Regions from separate parts of the Homo sapiens genome. Here all the other regions are linked to region 5. The links are chromatin contacts, found by Hi-C or POLR2A ChIA-PET in ENCODE. All regions are on one chromosome and are shown on one strand. The core of a region is the stretch at or near the end of the contact, and the rest is flanking DNA. Distances in the headings are between cores, read along the strand shown.

The links. A loop is a pair of places that touch in the nucleus more often than their neighbours do. ChIA-PET counts read pairs that join two places held with the same protein, here RNA polymerase II (POLR2A). Pooled maps may share reads with other maps.
Region 1: a map of CD8-positive, alpha-beta T cell shows a loop between it and region 5 (18-fold over the local background). The contact joins the promoter of SLC20A1 here to the promoter of BCL2L11 in region 5. A Hi-C loop is called at or near these places in 3 of 168 maps with a recorded cell type or tissue (CD8-positive, alpha-beta T cell, ascending aorta and naive thymus-derived CD4-positive, alpha-beta T cell) and 14 of 50 pooled maps.
Region 2: a loop to region 5 is called in a pooled map, with 4 times the contacts of the local background. The contact joins the promoter of SEPTIN10 here to the promoter of BCL2L11 in region 5. A Hi-C loop is called at or near these places in 6 of 50 pooled maps. POLR2A ChIA-PET finds 5 or more read pairs at or near these places in 2 of 52 experiments (PC-3 and activated CD4-positive, alpha-beta T cell).
Region 3: a map of naive thymus-derived CD4-positive, alpha-beta T cell shows a loop between it and region 5 (19-fold over the local background). The contact joins the enhancer-like site here to the promoter of BCL2L11 in region 5. A Hi-C loop is called at or near these places in 2 of 168 maps with a recorded cell type or tissue (CD4-positive, alpha-beta memory T cell and naive thymus-derived CD4-positive, alpha-beta T cell) and 5 of 50 pooled maps.
Region 4: a pooled map shows a loop between it and region 5 (6-fold over the local background). The contact joins the promoter of ZC3H8 here to the promoter of BCL2L11 in region 5. A Hi-C loop is called at or near these places in 1 of 37 single-sample maps with no recorded cell type and 6 of 50 pooled maps. POLR2A ChIA-PET finds 5 or more read pairs at or near these places in 1 of 52 experiments (activated CD4-positive, alpha-beta T cell).
Region 6: a loop to region 5 is called in a map of naive thymus-derived CD4-positive, alpha-beta T cell, with 14 times the contacts of the local background. The contact joins the promoter of CKAP2L here to the promoter of BCL2L11 in region 5. A Hi-C loop is called at or near these places in 2 of 168 maps with a recorded cell type or tissue (CD4-positive, alpha-beta memory T cell and naive thymus-derived CD4-positive, alpha-beta T cell) and 6 of 50 pooled maps.

Annotation. Positions count from the first base shown.
Region 1 is chr2:112,644,688-112,647,387 of GRCh38, reverse strand. SLC20A1 (solute carrier family 20 member 1) reads right to left here and starts at 1,449. Exons shown (of 11, transcript NM_005415.5): 1 at 1,259-1,449; 2 at 226-825; 3 at 1-64. The coding sequence starts at 559. RefSeq lists silencers at 202-496, 958-1,787.
Region 2 is chr2:109,612,569-109,615,268 of GRCh38, reverse strand. SEPTIN10 (septin 10) reads left to right here and starts at 1,303. Exons shown (of 11, transcript NM_144710.5): 1 at 1,303-1,471. The coding sequence starts at 1,442. It overlaps SOWAHC (sosondowah ankyrin repeat domain family member C), which reads right to left and starts at 905. Exons shown (of 1, transcript NM_023016.4): 1 at 1-905. The coding sequence starts at 779. It also overlaps a transcript of RANBP2 not described here. RefSeq lists silencers at 852-1,021, 1,282-1,531, 1,562-1,651 and an enhancer at 1,504-2,413.
Region 3 is chr2:112,186,967-112,189,666 of GRCh38, reverse strand. It overlaps FBLN7 (fibulin 7), which reads right to left. Exons shown (of 8, transcript NM_153214.3): 8 at 1,449-2,533. The coding sequence ends at 2,161. Among named protein-coding and RNA genes, the nearest start is that of FBLN7, 50 kb to the right of the region's middle. Within about 2 kb of position 1,411, at least 6 of the 41 ENCODE cell types and tissues checked have a DNase peak (open chromatin) inside an H3K27ac peak, as active enhancers do.
Region 4 is chr2:112,253,752-112,256,451 of GRCh38, reverse strand. It overlaps ZC3H8 (zinc finger CCCH-type containing 8), which reads left to right and starts at 1,410. Exons shown (of 9, transcript NM_032494.3): 1 at 1,410-1,544. The coding sequence starts at 1,471. RefSeq lists a silencer at 1,228-1,437.
Region 5 is chr2:111,119,513-111,122,212 of GRCh38, reverse strand. It overlaps BCL2L11 (BCL2 like 11), which reads right to left and starts at 1,299. Exons shown (of 4, transcript NM_138621.5): 1 at 1,025-1,299. RefSeq lists silencers at 567-861, 1,195-1,734 and enhancers at 745-864, 2,015-2,094.
Region 6 is chr2:112,763,235-112,765,934 of GRCh38, reverse strand. It overlaps CKAP2L (cytoskeleton associated protein 2 like), which reads left to right and starts at 1,326. Exons shown (of 9, transcript NM_152515.5): 1 at 1,326-1,373. The coding sequence starts at 1,337. RefSeq lists a silencer at 947-1,106 and an enhancer at 1,557-1,696.

The DNA.
Region 1 (2,700 bases), core at 200-2,699, 1.5 Mb before region 5:
ATACAATGGGTTCCAGAAATAGGGAGCTTCAAAAACGAAGCCACGAGTTGCCACACAGCAGAACCTGAAACATAGTAAAGTTTTATTAAGTAAATATCAAAATTCCATTATGTAAGTGGCACATTCAGAAAGGTTAATCGGAAAGGTTATGCACAAAAATGGAACCACCCATGATACAAATTTGCTCACCCACCACGAAGAGGACAAAACATAAAAAGAACTTACCAAACATAGCACTGACTGAGCCGGCCATCAGCAGCCCTTGAGTCGAGTTGTACATCTCCACGTCAATCAAGCCCTTCCGGATGGTTTCGCTCACTTTGGCCCCCAGTAAGACAGAGCCCACTGTTTCAAAGATGCTAGCTAGGATGCAGGCTTGCTTCAGGGTCACTACACCTGAGCCCACAGCTGTACCAAAAGAATTTGCTACATCATTGGCTCCCACGGAGAATGCCAAGACAAATGCAATAATGAAGCCCAGGATGAGCATCCATAGGTAGTCCACCAAAGGACCAGAAGCGGCGGTAGCAGCTGTAGTACTGGTAATCAGCGTTGCCATTCTCTGGAGTAGTGGTTGTTTAGTAAGAGAACTACTGAGCGCCTTTCAAGATGTGTAAACAGAATATGAGGTATCAAAAATGCTATAATAAATAATATATATTATATAAAATTAAATACTGTAAACTACGGCACAGAAACCGAGCTGGGGAGTTACTGCTATACGCTGCGTATGGGCATCTGTTGTCTGGGGTTTCTTTGGCTCAGGAGGGCTAAAAGCACGGAGCAGAATTCCATGGCGGAGAAGAGAAAGGACGCAAGTTCATCCTGCGGGGGAGGGGGGAAATAACAATAGCTGCGTGCCCCTGGGGGGCCAGTGGGGCACCCCGCTCTACCCACGCGCCCGGGGTCCCGCAATAGCCTCTGCCGGCTACTCCAGACCCCCATCCCCAGTAGGACGCGCGAGAAGGAGAGGCACGTGGCTCCGGGTCCTCCGCGGCCCGCGCGCGCCCAGCCCAGCCCCTGCGCTGCCAGCCCGCGCGCGCCCTCCGCGCGAAAATCGGAAAAGGGCCGTTCCCGCGCGCGCCGCCCGGGGACCGCCAAAAAGGCCCGCGGGCGGGCAGACGGGCGGAGTGGAGGCGGCCAGCGGCGAAGAGAGAAGCCAGCCGCGCCGCCCACGGCGTCCGCCTCCAGCGCCACGGCGTCCGCGCCCGGCCCCGGGGAGAAGAAAGAGCCTTTACGAGGCGGCGCCACTACTCACCAGGGAAAAGGGAGGGCGGAGCGGGAGACGAGGAGATCGAGGCGACAGCGGCTGGAGCCACGGGCACACGGCCCGGGTCGGCGGCACCGGGGACAGCTCAGCGGGACTCACGACCTTCCCAGGAAGCAGCCGCGGGGGTTTCAGCGGCCGAGAAGAAGAACCACGCAGAGAGCGCCGGCAGCCATCACTCCAGCGGAGCACCCCGCCGGCCCCTACTTATAGCCCGCGCAGCGACCCGCGTGACCCCGCCGCGCCTCGCGCCGGCCCCGAAGCCCCGCCCCCGGCATGACGCAGCCCTCCTCGGCCCGGCGTGCCCAGCCGGGTGAGCCCGACGGTGGCGCTCATTGGCCCGGCCCGCTTCGGCGGCCACGCCCCCAGCGGGGAGCCGGTCCACGTGGGGCGGGACAGCCCCCTCCCTGCGGCCTCGCCCTGGAGTCTCGGCACCGTCTGGCCCCGCCGGCTGATTACAGCCAGAGATCGAGGGGGACCTCGCTGTCCCCCTAGAGGCCGTCATGCGGGGTTACAGAGGCTGCGACCAAAGTCATTCCTAGCTCCTCTCTCGGGGCTCCGGAAAGCCGTCCGCGCCTCCAGCCGCACTTTCAGCGCACGCAGGACCTGCCGCGCCCGGTGGCCACACCCGTCCCTCTGCCGGGTGACGCTGCGGGAGATCTTGCGCCCTGGGGCTCCGGATCCAGTTCTGGCACGTTGTTGCACCTGTGACTTGTCCTTGGCCTGGCACTGTCCCTCGCCTGGGGGAAGCGGGGGGGTGGGGGGGGGATGCTCACGTGGTCGCTTTGCTCCCGCAGTCATGCACTTGGGTGAAAACAGACTGAAGAGTCACGGGAACCAGCTTGTCTCCCCAGTTATGGCGCAGAGCTGCAAGGATGGCTGTGGGTCATTAATTTCTCCGTGGCTGACCTGTGTTTGTAACGCCGCAGCTGTTGCGAGGGGGAAGGACACTGCTTCGGATTCAAATTCTGACTCCTTGCTGCAGTGTGTCACCTTGAGCCAGTCCCAGATCTCTGCGTTCTCACAATTGTAAAATGTTAACAGAGGCTGCCTACCTTGTGGCTGGAATTAAATGAATTAACGTGTGTGAATGTGACTAGAATTCAGTACATGTTCAGGAAAAGCTGATTTCCGCTTTGCTGTTACCGTGAATATTACTGTTTTAGGGTGTAGAAAAGGGTGGAAGGGGATGTTATTGCATCCTGGAAGCTTATCCTTTTGAGGTAAAGATTGATTTCTGGTCCCCTGCGTGGTATATAGTGTAGTTTTGACATTATTTAGATGTGTTATGCACATTTGGGTGTTGATTATATGGCTTACGATCAAGACTAACCAGTCATGCCGTGGGAGATTAAGGTCGTGGTCTCTTGTCAGGATTGTAGTGAGATTTAAAAATTCCAGCCAGAAATACCAGGCTTAGAATGCTCTGAAGC
Region 2 (2,700 bases), core at 54-2,553, 1.5 Mb after region 5:
CCTCCGCCGCTGCTCTCCTCCTCCGCGGACGACGAGGCCACCGATGCGCTGTCTGAGTCGCCCCCGCCTCTGCCGCGTCCTCCCCCGGAGGAGCTGCCCGGGCTGCTGCCCCCGGGACACACGCTCCTCTTCAGCTGCGGGGAGCTGCCCATCACCAGGTCACGGAGGTTCTGGCGGGCCGGCCTCTGTGCGGTAGCCCCCACAAGGGAGCTGCCCCTGTCCGCCTCCTCGCAGCCATGTGGCGGGAGCTCCAGGTCCTCGCTGGGCCCCGGGGCTGGAGTCCGCGGTAGGGGCTGCACGTCGCGCCGCGAGTTCTTCCTGCGAGCCCCGGCGCTCAGGGGCGGCCAGTGCGCGGGGGCGGGGGGCTCTCCCTCGCCCAGCTCGCGGCCCTGTCCAGGGAGCGACTCCGGGGCCGCCGCGTCGGGGAGCCGATCGCGCGCCTCGGGCCCGGCAGGGCCGTCGGGGGCCTCGGGCTCGGCGGTCACCTGGATTCGCGGCGGGTCCCCGGAGGGCTCGGACGGCCCTTCACAGAACCTCTTCTTGAGGTGCACGTACTTGGCGCCGTCGGCGGGATCGACGCGCACAGTGGCCACGGCGTTCACCAGCTCCTTGAAGTGCGCGCGGGCGCGGGCGCGCTGCTCCGGTTCGCCGCCTAGGGCGCCCCTGAAGTGCTGCACCAGCTCGGCGTGCAGGGCCCGGCCCCCGCGCTCCGCCAGGAAGCGCAGCACCGCCTCGGGGCCCAGCGCCGCCTCGGGGCCCCACTCTGCCGGCCCCTCCATCCTCGACCGCGCTGCTCCCCCGCCAGCGGGCGGCTCAGCGCGGTCCCATAGCGACGGGCTCCCAGCGGCCGGCTCCCGACGGCGGCGGAGTCTGGCGGGCTCAGCGGGCTGCCAGCCTACGCGTCTGAGGCCAGAGGACTCGGCCACCGCCTCACTGGGCCGCGCCCGGGCGGACACGCCCCCCGCACCCCCGCCCCGCGCCCACGCCACCAGGCCACGCCCACTTCCGCTCCCCGCTGTCTCGGCCACACCTACCTAGGGCGGCCTCGCCTCAAGGCCCGCCCACTTCCGGCCTCGCGAGGGCCGCAATCACTGCTCCGCAGTTCCCGCCTGCATTCCTCGCGCCGTCTTCCTGGAGTCCCAGCTCTCCTTCAGCCCGCCCCAACGCTGACGCTCAGTCCTCAGGCGTCGAGGGTAGCTCCTGTGAGGGGCTCGCTTGGCGCAGGCAAAACGCTCAGCGCGCACCACAGGGCGTCCGCCCCAACCCCGCCCCCGGAGGCCTCCAGCTCGGCCCCGCCCCTGTCCCTTCCCCGTCGCGGAGGCAGCCTAGCCTCGCGCCCCGCCCGTTGCTTCTGCCCTCCGGCCTTCCCGCCGCCGTCGCCGGGACCAGCCGCTCGGGGCCGGGCTGATACAGCCGCTTCACCGTGCCCCTGCCCGCGACCATGGCCTCCTCCGAGGTGGCGCGGCACCTGGTGAGTCCCGCCGACGCCGGGGCCCCAGCCCCGCGCTCCCCGGCCCCCGCGGGACTTCCCGCCCTCGACCCACCGGCCCCCTGGTCCGGCCCGGGATTGTGACCCGCGCCCCCTCCGGCCCCGCCCGCCCAGTGCTCCCCGGCTTCCGCGGCGGCCGGGCGCCTGGGGCGGGAGAGGAGCCTCTGCGGAGCCTGGGCGCGGCCGGACCCCGGTTCGCGGGGCGCGGCGCCAGCGTCGGGACGGTGGGAGAGTTCTTGAACGACTTCCCGGTCTTTGCCAAAAGTTACATCCACAGCGGTGTTTGTGGGTCTCTTACGGCTATAACGGAGTTGAAGGCGCAGTGCGGACTGATTGAATAGCGGTCATCTTTTGCAGCCGTGAGCACTTCCGAGCCTCCCTGCCGCCGGGAGAAAGCCCGGCTCCCCTGGCTTTTCAAAAGCTCTCCCGTTTTATCCGATGGTGTGGTCGTCCAAGTTTTCCTCCATTGGGATTTTAAACCGTTTTTTTCCCGCCTTGACTCTTTTGTACTCTAAAAGAACGCGTTTGTTCACTGTTTTGAACCTTTCCAGTTACTTTTGTAGATTTATCTCGCTTGTTAGTAAGCCAGCGGTTTTCCAAGTGTGGTTACAACTATTTTCGTTAATAGTACCAAGGTCGTGTACATCGAGTTTTCCAAAGGCTACATGGTATGGAGTGATCTCACCGCCGTTTGGAGGCCCGATGCCTGTGTATTCTTAAAAACAAATTCTCCCTTTTAATTTTTGATAGTAAACATTGGTGGTTTTCATCTGTGTAAACAAAAGCTCTTTGGAGGCTGGAGACCAAAAAGTTTGAGAACCACTCTACTAAGCAACCTCCTACATGAGAAGTTTAAATTGTAGAAACAGTTCAGATTGCAGGCTGAGAGATTAGAGGATCCGTCCAAAGTGACACCGTTGGTTTGTTTTATAGAACCTGGACAAAGATTTTTCTCCCTGATTCAGCCCAGGTCTCTTTTCATTCTATCGCGTATTTTTTAAAAATCTCAAATTTTCTGTCTGGACCCCCTTGTCTCAGTTGCTGTGTTTGTGTGCATGTGTGAGTGAGGGAAAATTGAGGGGTCCTGGTGAGGAAAATGTGTTTTATAAATTCTTTGATTCATAGATTACGTATCCAAACAAGCTTGAGCAGAAGAGAACACTTCATTTAGCTGATGTTAGATTTATTTTTAATTGTACTTAATTTGCTTT
Region 3 (2,700 bases), core at 162-2,661, 1.1 Mb before region 5:
TTTGCAACTTTGCATGATAAAAAGTCTTAAAGCCCCTCCCTCAAATAATATGAAACTATATTACCTGGAAAGGGGTGCAAATGAATTCTGGTTAACCAGTAGTTACTCTTAGTACAGAGTGGAGCTCTGAAAGGACAAAAGAAAAGTTGATTCCATAGAGGAGAGTGAGGAGAGAGCATATAGAGAACAAGACACTCCACAGGGAGAAGTGCCCAGCCATTATCCACAAAAGACCCATCATCCACATCATCCACAAGAAGTGCCCAGCCATCATTGTCCACAGCCATCATCCACATCCTAAGCAGTCAGCCATTTGTACTTTGGTGCTGTGGGCACCGGGGCTGGGTGCGTGATTTCATCAGTGGGAAGCAGGTTTGATGACGGCAGATCTTGGTGATGGAAATTGTTGCTTTAAACTGGGCTGTTTGGCATCAAAGCCCTATCATATACCAGTTTAGAGGGCACCTGCTCTGGAGACTCCCCAAACACTCCCCACCTTCTGGCATGTGAGAGGCTTGTCCCCCTGAACACATCATATCTCAATATATCCCACATATATCCCACATCATATGTCATCATATCTCACATATGATGTGTGTGATGTGTGGGCTGTCCCTAGCCCACAGCTGTGACATCTCCCATTCAGGAACCTGGCCAGGCCCTTAGACTCTTCCGCCTGGTGTTGTGCACATGGGACTGGGTGGTGTGCAGGCTTCTGGCCCAGCATAGCTACATTTAGAAACATAAGGCTGTGGATAATGTTTTAATGAAGTCTTGTAACTTTAGTTTGCATGTCCTTTTTCTGTTGTTAGAGATCGCAGCTGAGCCCATGGGAGAAGAAACATTTCAAAAGCAACTCTTGACTGTGTCTCAACCTTTGTCCAAACAACAGTACAAGAATAAACCATCTTAGAAACCATCTTGATGTAGGGCTTGATCATTGAACTAGTGACACACTTCTGGCTCCATCTCATACCAGGGCAAATACAAAGATTTAAATAAAATATGTGTGAGGAAATCTCACCAGCAGCTTGACATGTAATTAGATAATGAAACTTTCTTACAGCTTCGCTACCTCTTAAGTTTTAGCTTGAATGATCTTCCCCACCCTACCCCATACCCCATCCTACCACACCCCACTCAGCTCTGGCCAGTGTTTTCTCTCTTTGATCACCTGGAGGGCGTCACCCTGTAGTGAATTCATCAGAAACAAAAGGCCATGGAATCTATGACAACTCAAGCATTTTCCTAAACTCTCCACGGCCAGGTATTGTCCTTACCAATCTCCCATGTGGTCAAAACAAATTTATAATGTGGAACAGTCCCAAACATCACCTCTGTGTTCTCTGACTCATTTATTCCAGTGTATCCAACCCAGACAGGAAGAGAGTCAGCCACCCCCTCCTAGAAGGAAGTGGGCTGTCTCATGCTCAGGTAGAAGTCAGGCGGGCAGGAAGGAGCAATCACTTTTATTTTTTCAGTTATATTACCAGGTTATGTATTTGAGATATGATTTCTCAAAAGGGAAGTAACTCAGGCAGAATCCATGCTTTTAACAATGGGTCCTTGGTCTAGAAGGATCTGCGTGGGGTTTAAGGCCCTCCTGTGACTCTCTGATGAGAAGGCAGGCAGGCAGGCATGTCACAGAGGAAAAGGCAGATAAGAACAACGTGCTGGGTCATGGGAGGAGACTCCACTTCCTATGCCACATGCGCAGAGGCATGACTAGGGCCCCCCGCACGACTAGAACCGTTTCATTCATAGCAAGCCTGGCTACAAAAAGGCAGAAGGGCTGATAGTCACCTGACACACATTGCCACCTTTTCTCTCCCCAGCTAGTTCAAACTCACAAGGCCATTTGCACAGCATTTTGGAAAGCCACCCATCCCCTGGATGAAAAAGTTTTAAGAAAGTTAGTGCATAATCTAAGGGAAGGGCCTCAAAGCAGAAAAAAAAAAAGAGTGATGGCAGCAGTTGAGTTTTGTGGCTGCTCTTCCGTGCTATTCCATGGGGCGCCGTGCAACGCTGCCCTAGAAGCCTGGGTGCACTGGTGAGAGGGCGGGAACAGGCGGGAGGCTCCACGCAGTCGGTGCCCGAAGCTGAGCCTTCGGGGAAGAGAAATGAGGTCAGCTCTCCACACCCCAGTGCCCCTGTGTACCCTCAGAAGTCATAGGGGGATACAAAGATGGTGACCTTGGACACGTGGTTGGCCTGGAAGGAGCGGTCCAGGTATTCCGACATGTCGACGTCCACCTCCAGCGTCTGAGGCCCCTCCAGGTTCTGCACAAGGATCAGATCCCCAGTCTGCCGGTCTGAACGCTGCATCACAAAGTGGCCGCGGCTGTTCCCACCCACGATCCCAAACCGCAGGCTGTTGGGCCCAGCTCGGCCGGGGGCAGAGGCTGTGGCCATGCGGAAGAGCGTGATGGGCGTCTTCAGGTTGGAAGGCAGAGAGAGGTAATGGAAGGAGATGGTCTTGGGCAGATGGCGGCAGGGCCTGCTGTCCATGGGGCAGGGGTTCCGCTCACACTGGCTGGAGCGGAGAGGCAAAATGGAGGCAGTCAGCCTTGGGGAGTCTCATGAAGAGCTGCTCTGACCCGGCTGCCCACCTGCCCTCTTGCAGAGGCCACCTAGATGACCTTTCCCAGCCACGGGTCCTTCACCCAGGAGCTATGGAGCTGTGGACGAGTGAATGTAGCT
Region 4 (2,700 bases), core at 161-2,660, 1.1 Mb before region 5:
GTGTGTATGGTAACAATTTGGGTTCTATAATAATGCTTCCTGCTAAAGAGGGGGTAATTCTAGTTTTTATCTCCTTAATTCAATTTTTTCTCTGAATTTTTAGTAATGATTCATGTTCCATAGGTGATGGCCTACAATATAAACAACATGGGAAAGTAGAATTTCCCTGGGGAAGATGTCTGGCTTCAAATAGTTCCCTTCACTAATCGGTAAAGGGATCCTGATTCATGCCAAGAATCAAACACTCCCTTCACTTACAGAAGCAAGTCAGGTTCTCTATCACTGGCCCAACCTAGGGTTTGAGCCTTCCTTTCTACAGGTCCCTTAAATGGCATTACATTGAGCAAAACTGAGCAATTTCCTGTTCTGCAACAGCATGCTCTATTTTCCTGCCTTCATACAATTCTCTCTACTTGGAATGCCCACTTCCTCTTTTCCTATGGAAATATCTCAAGACCCAGCTCAAATACTCCCTTCTCAAGAAGCCTTCCCAACTGGATGCAATTTTTTCCCTCTTCTGAATTCTCTTAGTATTTGGTACTTTTTAACGGACTTTTCTGTCTTGAGGTTACTTGTGTATTCATTTTAATTCCCATTCAATTGTAGAGACCCTACAAGTTACATTACCTGACTACACATCTGTTTATTCATTTCAAAACTGTGAATGGTAATAGAACATCTTTTACAGGGCTGTTGTGAGGATTAAGTTAGCTAACATGTGAAACGCTATTTCTAAGGAATAGTAGTGGAGTGCTCAGATAAATGTTAGCTGTTACTACCATCCCTTAGAAATACTGTGATTTTGATGGAAGAGTTTTCACCAAGGTGAAAGCAGAATCCTAACAACTAATTTTAAAAATTCTGGGCTGGGGCCGGGCGCGGTGGCTCACGCCTGTAATCCCAGCACTTTGGAAGGCTGGGGCGGGCGGATCACGAGATCAAGAGATCGAGACCATCCTGGCCAACATGGTGAAATCCCGTCTCTACTAAAAATACAAAAATTAGCTGGGCGTGGTGGCAGACACCTGTAGTCCCAGCTACTCAGGAGGCTGAAGCAGGAGACTTGCTTGAACCCGGGAGGCGGAGGTTGCAGTGAGCCGAGATCACGCCACTGCAGTCCAGCCTGGACGACAGAGCTTGACTCTGTCTTTAAATAAACAAACAAACAAACAAATAAATAAATAAAATAAACAAAATTCTACTATCTGAGGTAAAGGACGAAAAAGCTTACAGAAGGGCAACCACGGCGGCGCCTGCGCAGAGCCGAGGCGAAGGAGGCAGGGAGAGACCCGGCCTGCCCAGAGTCGCGGAGGGCGGTGCAGCGCATGCGCGGGGCAGGTGAGGCTGCGCGGGGCGGAGCCTGTGGCCCTGGCGCGGCTCTGGGTCCGTCTCGTCGCGTCCGGGTTGTCACTCTCTCGGGTTGTTACTCTGTAGCTTCCCGGCTCGCGAAAGGGAGGACCTGTCTGGGTCATGGATTTTGAGAATCTTTTCTCAAAACCCCCCAACCCGGCCCTCGGCAAAACGGCCACGGACTCTGACGAAAGGTGATCCCATATCTTTTCATCTTTTGAATGCAGGGGCTCAGCGGGACTCCGCCTCTTAGTTTCTTCTGGATTGGAGGCAGTCCGGGGCCACGTCCGGGCCGCGTCGCGAGGGCCCGTGGGGAGCACGTGGGCCGGCCGGGCGCCACCGTCTGACCTATAGAGGTCGTGCGGGGTCCGGGTGGGAGCAGAAGCTGAACGCGGGGCTCAGGCTTAGGCCGTCAGGGCCGGGGCTGTCGAGAGCCTGGGCGGGGGAGCGGGGTGGAGGCGAGAAGGCTCCGGGATGCGCCCCTTTCTCTGCACAGCAGCGGGTGAGGAGCCCGCCTCTGTGGTCCCGTAGCGTCTGTCTTTACCGTTGTTGCCTGTTTCCACGAGACCGTAAACTCCCAGAGGACACTGATGTGACCTTTTTCACTGACACCTCCTAGGTTCTTTTCTGTAGAAAGGATGAAACCACAAGTTTATTGAAAGGTAAAGAATAGGCAATACTCTGCCATTAGTCCACTGATTTGCATGGAAAGACCCTAAAGACCACAATAAAGCAACAGACGTCATTTGGACTTAATATTTCCATTAGGTTGGAAAAGCAAGTGAGACTCTTGGTCAGATGGCCCTAATTTGTAGATTATATTTTTGGAGCAGTGTCTAGTGATTTGAAATGCTAAAAACCACCATCTTTGTTCTTAAACCTACGTCTTTTATTTCCCTCAACTGAGATATATTTCCAGTTGTGATTGATTTTACCATTCGATATTGGTCAGCTGTTCACTCTATCTCAAATTTTACCTTAACTGATCATCCAGAGCTTTACCTTGTGCTTTACATGAAATAAATCACTTAATCCTCAAAACAAACTTAAAGAGAAGATGATGCCGTCCTCGTTTTACAGATGGGAAAACTGAGGCACGGAGAGGCTAAATAACCTGCCGAGATTGCACAGTGTAAGTGGAAGAGCTATGTCCAGGATCCATGATTTTATCACCAAGCTTCTCATGCAAAATGACTAAAATTTTAAAATAAGCCCTATAAATATTGGAAAGAGACAGATACACTAATTACTTGCAGATGATATAATTTACTAAGAAAAATAACTGGTACTAATTGATATGTTATAAAATACATAAGAATTCATCACACAAAAAAAAGATAATAGCAACAT
Region 5 (2,700 bases), core at 50-2,549:
GGGGCAGACCCTAACGGCCGTCACCGCCCTGGCTGTGGCAACTATTCTCCTCCAACAACTTCCTCTCTCTCCTGGTGCGCCGCAGACACGAGTCAAAGCCGAAGAGCCACCCCTGGCCGCGGACGCGCACGTCCGCGACCATCGAGTAAATTCACACCCTCCGCCCTGGCGTCCGTCGGGCCCTCCACCAGCAGCGCCAACCCTGGGGCAACAGGTCCCAGAGGGCACGGCGCCGCCAGCCTGCACCGCGAACCGGGTCGGGTGTGCTCGGGCATGCGTGAGCCGCTAAGATAGCCCGGCCCAGGGACCGAGCAGGTTCTGCCGGCCGCGACTAGTCCCCTGCGCGGTCCAGGTGGTCAGGGGAGGACCTAGATTTCTCGCTGCCAGGGAATCGTGCGGATGGCACAGGCCGCAGGACTCCTGCAGAGCAAGCAGGGGCCCCAGGTACGCTTGAGAAAGCGAACGCAGCAGTGGCCCCGAAACCTTGGCCTGAATGAGTAAAAGGAAAAGCCGTGTCTCGTCAGTTAAATCACCACCGCAGTTCCGCAAATCCTCCGCAACAGGCCCACGCGCCCCAAAAAACCAAGACACGAAACACCCTCACACTGCGCGGCCGCTACTCTGAGGGCGCCGGAGCCGGCGGCGAGACTTTCCAGCTGGGCGCACAGCCCGATACTACGAGCAGGTCCTCAGCTCCCGGGCCGGCGCCGAAAGGCACGCGCTGCCTCTCCTCCTGCCCGGACCTACGACCCTTCACCAGGCCCGCGCGCAGCATCCCGTCCCAAGCCGCACTTCGGCCAAGAGCCTGCAGGTTCCGCGTGAACGACTTTTCTTTAAAGAGAACCTGCCCGAGAGGGAACCCGATCCACACGGATCCCCACCTCCCGCCGGCGACAAGCGGCGCCGATGCAAGCGTCTCCGCTCGCACGTGCACGGGAAGCGGGCAGTAGGTGGTGCCGTTCGGGCTCCAGCGCTAGTCTTCCTTCGGTGCCAGGCCCGCGCCCCGGGATTTGGAGGTATTTACCTTGCGTTTCTCAGTCCGAGAGTCAGAGTCAGACATTTGGGGGAACAAGGGCCAAGAAAGGGCGCCGAGGCGGTGGCGGCGGGAACGCAGCGAACCGAATACCGCGATGATGCGATCGCAGTGTGGCAGGGTTCGCAGGGTGGCTGCAAGAATCAAGTGGTGGTAGTGGCGGCGGCGGCGGCGGCGGCGGCGGCGGCGGCGGCGGCGGCAGCGGCAGCGGCGCTGGACGCAGAGCTCCAACAAACTGCAGACCAGGCGGCTGCGCGGAGCGAAGTGAAACCTGCGCGGCCCTGCAGCCCAGCTCTGGCTGGCGGCCCCGCTCCTACGCCCAATCACTGCGGACCCCGCCCCCGCTAGGTCCCGCCCCGGCGCGCGGGCTGGCAAGCTCCGCCCCCCTCGGCGCCGCGGCCGCCGGCGCGTGCAGGCTCGGACAGGTAAAGGCGGGGGTTGCCCCGCTGGGTTGCCTCCCGCGCGCGCCGCCGTCCCTGGCGTGTTTACCGGAGTAACTCTGCCTGCTGGCGGCCATGTGCGCGCCCATCCCCCACCCCGAAGTGTACCCTAGCCTCCCGCTCACCTACCCCAACCCGGCGGCGGCCGCGGCGTGCGCGGCACAGAGGGGGCGCTCCGGTCACAGCCTCCGCTGGCCCGGCCGGCGGTGTGAAGCCTCGGGAGGCGCCCTGCGCTCTCACTGTGCCCTGAGTTTCTAAGCCGCTCTGGGGCAGGCGCGGGGACTGGGTTGGTCCTCGCGAAGGCGCGGGGCGAGGTCTTTGAGCTCTCCTCCCTCTGAGGGTCCCTGGCGCCGGGCGGGACGCGGATCAGCAGGCTGCGCATCTTCCTCGCCCGGGCCTCTCGCGGGACTCAGGCACCCTCCTCCTGCCACCCCGCAGGGGCTCTCCAGCTTTTCTTCCGCGCCCAGTCGCCCTAAGAGACAGAGGCCGTGGGGGCAGGACGCGCCCAGAAAACGGCCAGGCGCGGTCCCAGTGGGCGTCTTCGCCGCCTCCCGGGTGAGGGCGGGAGGCATGTGCAAAGCAGGTAAAATAGGGAAATGAAAAAAGCACTCAGAAAAAAAAATCCTTTTAGGAAAAAAAAAAACGAGGTGAATGGCGGCCTCCAAGTGAGAGAGAACGTTGCGCACTGCATTTGGCTAGGACCCCCAAGATTTGCTGGGCTCGCAGATAACCTCGTAGGAGCTCCCTCGACTGGCTGAGGCCAGTGAAGGCAGAACAGCTGAGTTCGGGCCGCGGTGCGGGAGCGCAAAATACCCCGTCCCTCCTCCCCTCCCGCCTCCCCACCCATCCCTTTCCTCCCTGGAGTCCGCAGCACCTCACTCTACCTCCCAGGAGACCAAACTCCATGCCGCCTCTCCAGTCCTCTGAGTCTGCACCCGGGTCTGCTCTCCCAACGCGTGGCTGGCGCCCCAACCCCGGCCCTCCTGTCTGCTCCTCCCGCGCCTCAGTTCCCCAGCCCCAGCTTCTAGACAACTGCAGCGGGGGTGTGGGAGGTGGATCGGGAAATGGAACATCCCGCAGGTGAGGTCAGGCTAGATGGATTAAGGAAACTCTGTAAAGGGACCACCCTACACACCACCGCAGCCGGCAGGGAGAAGGAAGGGGCCTTGCCGTAGAGGAGCAAGTGAGGAGGCGTTGTCCCGCCGTCCGGCCGCCTGGAGCAGTTTT
Region 6 (2,700 bases), core at 77-2,576, 1.6 Mb before region 5:
AAAAAAATTTAGGATTAAAACAAGGGGAATGAAGTGTGTCTAGGGATTCAGGACAACGAGGCCTGCGATCTCCTAGTAACTAGGAGAAACTAGGCCTGCGTTTCTCCGTTAGCCTTATGGCCTTATAGTCAGCTGATCAGGTGAAATCGAAAATATACCTTGAACAAGAGATCACCGTGAGAGGAGTAAGGCAGTTTCTCAAAAAATTAAAAATAGAATTGCCGTTTGATCCAACAATACCACTTCGTGGTATATACCCAAAAGAATGAAAAGGAGAGTCTCAAAGAGTTATTTGTGCATTCATGTTCATATTATTATTCACAATAGCCAAAAAGTGGAAGCAACTCAAGTGTCCGGAGAGGGATGGACCAAGAAGCAAAATGTGGCATCTCCACACAACGAAATGCTATTCCCCCTTAAAAGGAAAGGAAATTCTGACACATGCTACACATGGATGAACCTTGAATACTTTATGCTAAGTGAAACAAGCCAGTCACAGAACAAATACTGCATGATTCTACTTATATGGCACCTACAGTTGTCAAATCCATAGAGACAGAAACTAGAATGGTGATTGCCTGGGGCTGGGGGAGGGAGGAGTGCGGAGTTAGTGACGGGTACAGGGTTTCATTTGGGAAGATGAAAAAGTTCTGGAAAGGACAGTAGTGGTGGCTGTGCCACAATGTGAGGGTACTTAATACCACTAAACTGCACATTTTTGAAAAATTTAACACTTTAAAATGGTTAAAATGGTATATGTGATGTTATGCATATTTTACCACAATTAAACGAGCCACCCTGCAGTACTAAGAACTAGGAGCCTTTAGATGCATAAGACCCATATGTCCTCTTTATAATATTATTTTTTCACAGCTCCTGTGAGTCTGAGACTTTGAAAGGACAGAATCAGGTAGCGGCCCCAGCATCCTGGGAGGACCGCCCTGTCTCTCCGCCCAGGGACTCCCGGCGCGCCAACCCCAGCTGGATTCAGCGTAACCGCCCCCCAACCACCAGCCCGGCTGAGGCCCCCACGGAGGGTCCCACGCCCACTCGGAGGCGCACTCACAGGCGCACTCAGAGGCGGGCGGCGCCGCGCCCCGAGGAAGCCGCCCTCAATGCCGAGGTGCGCTGCACGTTCTTCCAATCAAAGGGCCCCAAGGTCGGGTTCTCAAGGCCAGAGCCAACCGCAAAGAGCCTATTGCCTGTTGTCCCGCCCTCCCGTGCTGACGACTAGCGAGTTTCAAACCCGCAGGAGCCAATGAGGACGCGTGGACGCGCGGCACGCCGGTCCTGGCTACAGGCGCGGCGTTTGAAGAAAAACTGTCACTGAAGAGTCATGGTGGGGCCCGGGCCTACCGCTGCTGCCGCTGTCGGTGAGTACGACCGCTGTTCCCGTTATTCTCAGGCGTTGGAACACGGCCGGGGAAGTAGGAGGCCACCGAGTGAGTTCGTCCCGCGGGAGGTGCCCGTCCGCTCGCCTGCCTAAGTTTCCCCTGGGCGTTTTCCATCCCGGGAGCGCAGACGGGACCCCCAGGTAGACGTCTGGGTCCTGGGCGGGGGAGGCTGTGCGCAGGCCCAGATACCTCACGGGCGTATTTCCAGAAAGCCCTGCAGCAGCCTTGCAAAGAGATGTCATTGTCACCACGTTCCGGATAAAGAAACTGAGGCCCCTTGCTCGGGTTTTCACCAGCAGTGGGAAGCTGCGCGCTGTTTTGATCCACATTTGGCTCCAGGCAGAGCCGGGCGTGGTCCTCTGTGCCAGGAGGCGGGGTCTGGCCGAAGCCCGGGTCTCCTGCCTCTGGCGGGGCTCTCACTCCACACCTCTCAGCCTGCGGTGGTTAGAAGTTGATTGGTTAAATCTGCACCCAGGGCTAAGGCTTCTGCGTTCCCTAATCTCTTAGATGTGCTTGGAGCCCTTTCCTACCTTTCAAAATACTCCTGCTCAGATGCCACTTTCTCCAAGATACGCACCGTTGTTTTGTTTCATCCATTATTCCTGTTGATGCCTACGAGGTCCTAGGCACTTTACATAACAAGCTTTAAAGATGGCATTTCTGTCCGCCTTATAGGCTTAGCAGCAGCAAAGTTTGCTAATTTGCTAGAAGTCACGGAGGTGGGACTCCAACCCCCTATGTCAGCCCCTACGCTCTACATTGCCCGCCAAGCTGTCTCTAAGGATAGATACATGAGCATCAGAGAGCAAAACAGGGCAACTCCGTTCAGATGAGGTTAAGAGTCGTTTGGCACCCCTGTCGTCTTTTTGTCTTCCTTCACATCATTATTTACTTTTAACCTTTTCTAGCCACCTACTCCCCTCATTTATGCCCTACCTCTGAACTCCCATACTTCTTTTCGTCTCTTATGGCCCTTAGATTTTACCTTATACTGTAATTGTTGCTGTGTTGATTTTATCTCCACTACTAGTTTGAAAGTTCTTGAAGGCAGAAATTATTGACTTGTCATCCCCTCACAAATGGCTTGCGTAGAAAGTCACCATAGTATAGGTGTCTGCCGTGAGCAGACCGGGCGTATTTTATCCTTAGTACCAACAAAGGAAGCCATATAAGGGTTTGTGGGTAAAAATCATCATCCCTGTAAAAAAACAAAAGACGTAAGACCAGGCCTGGCTCACCAGCTCAGGTGGGCCAGTAACAGAAATTCTTCAAAACAGACTGTTGTAGCTGAGAACAGTGGCTGTGA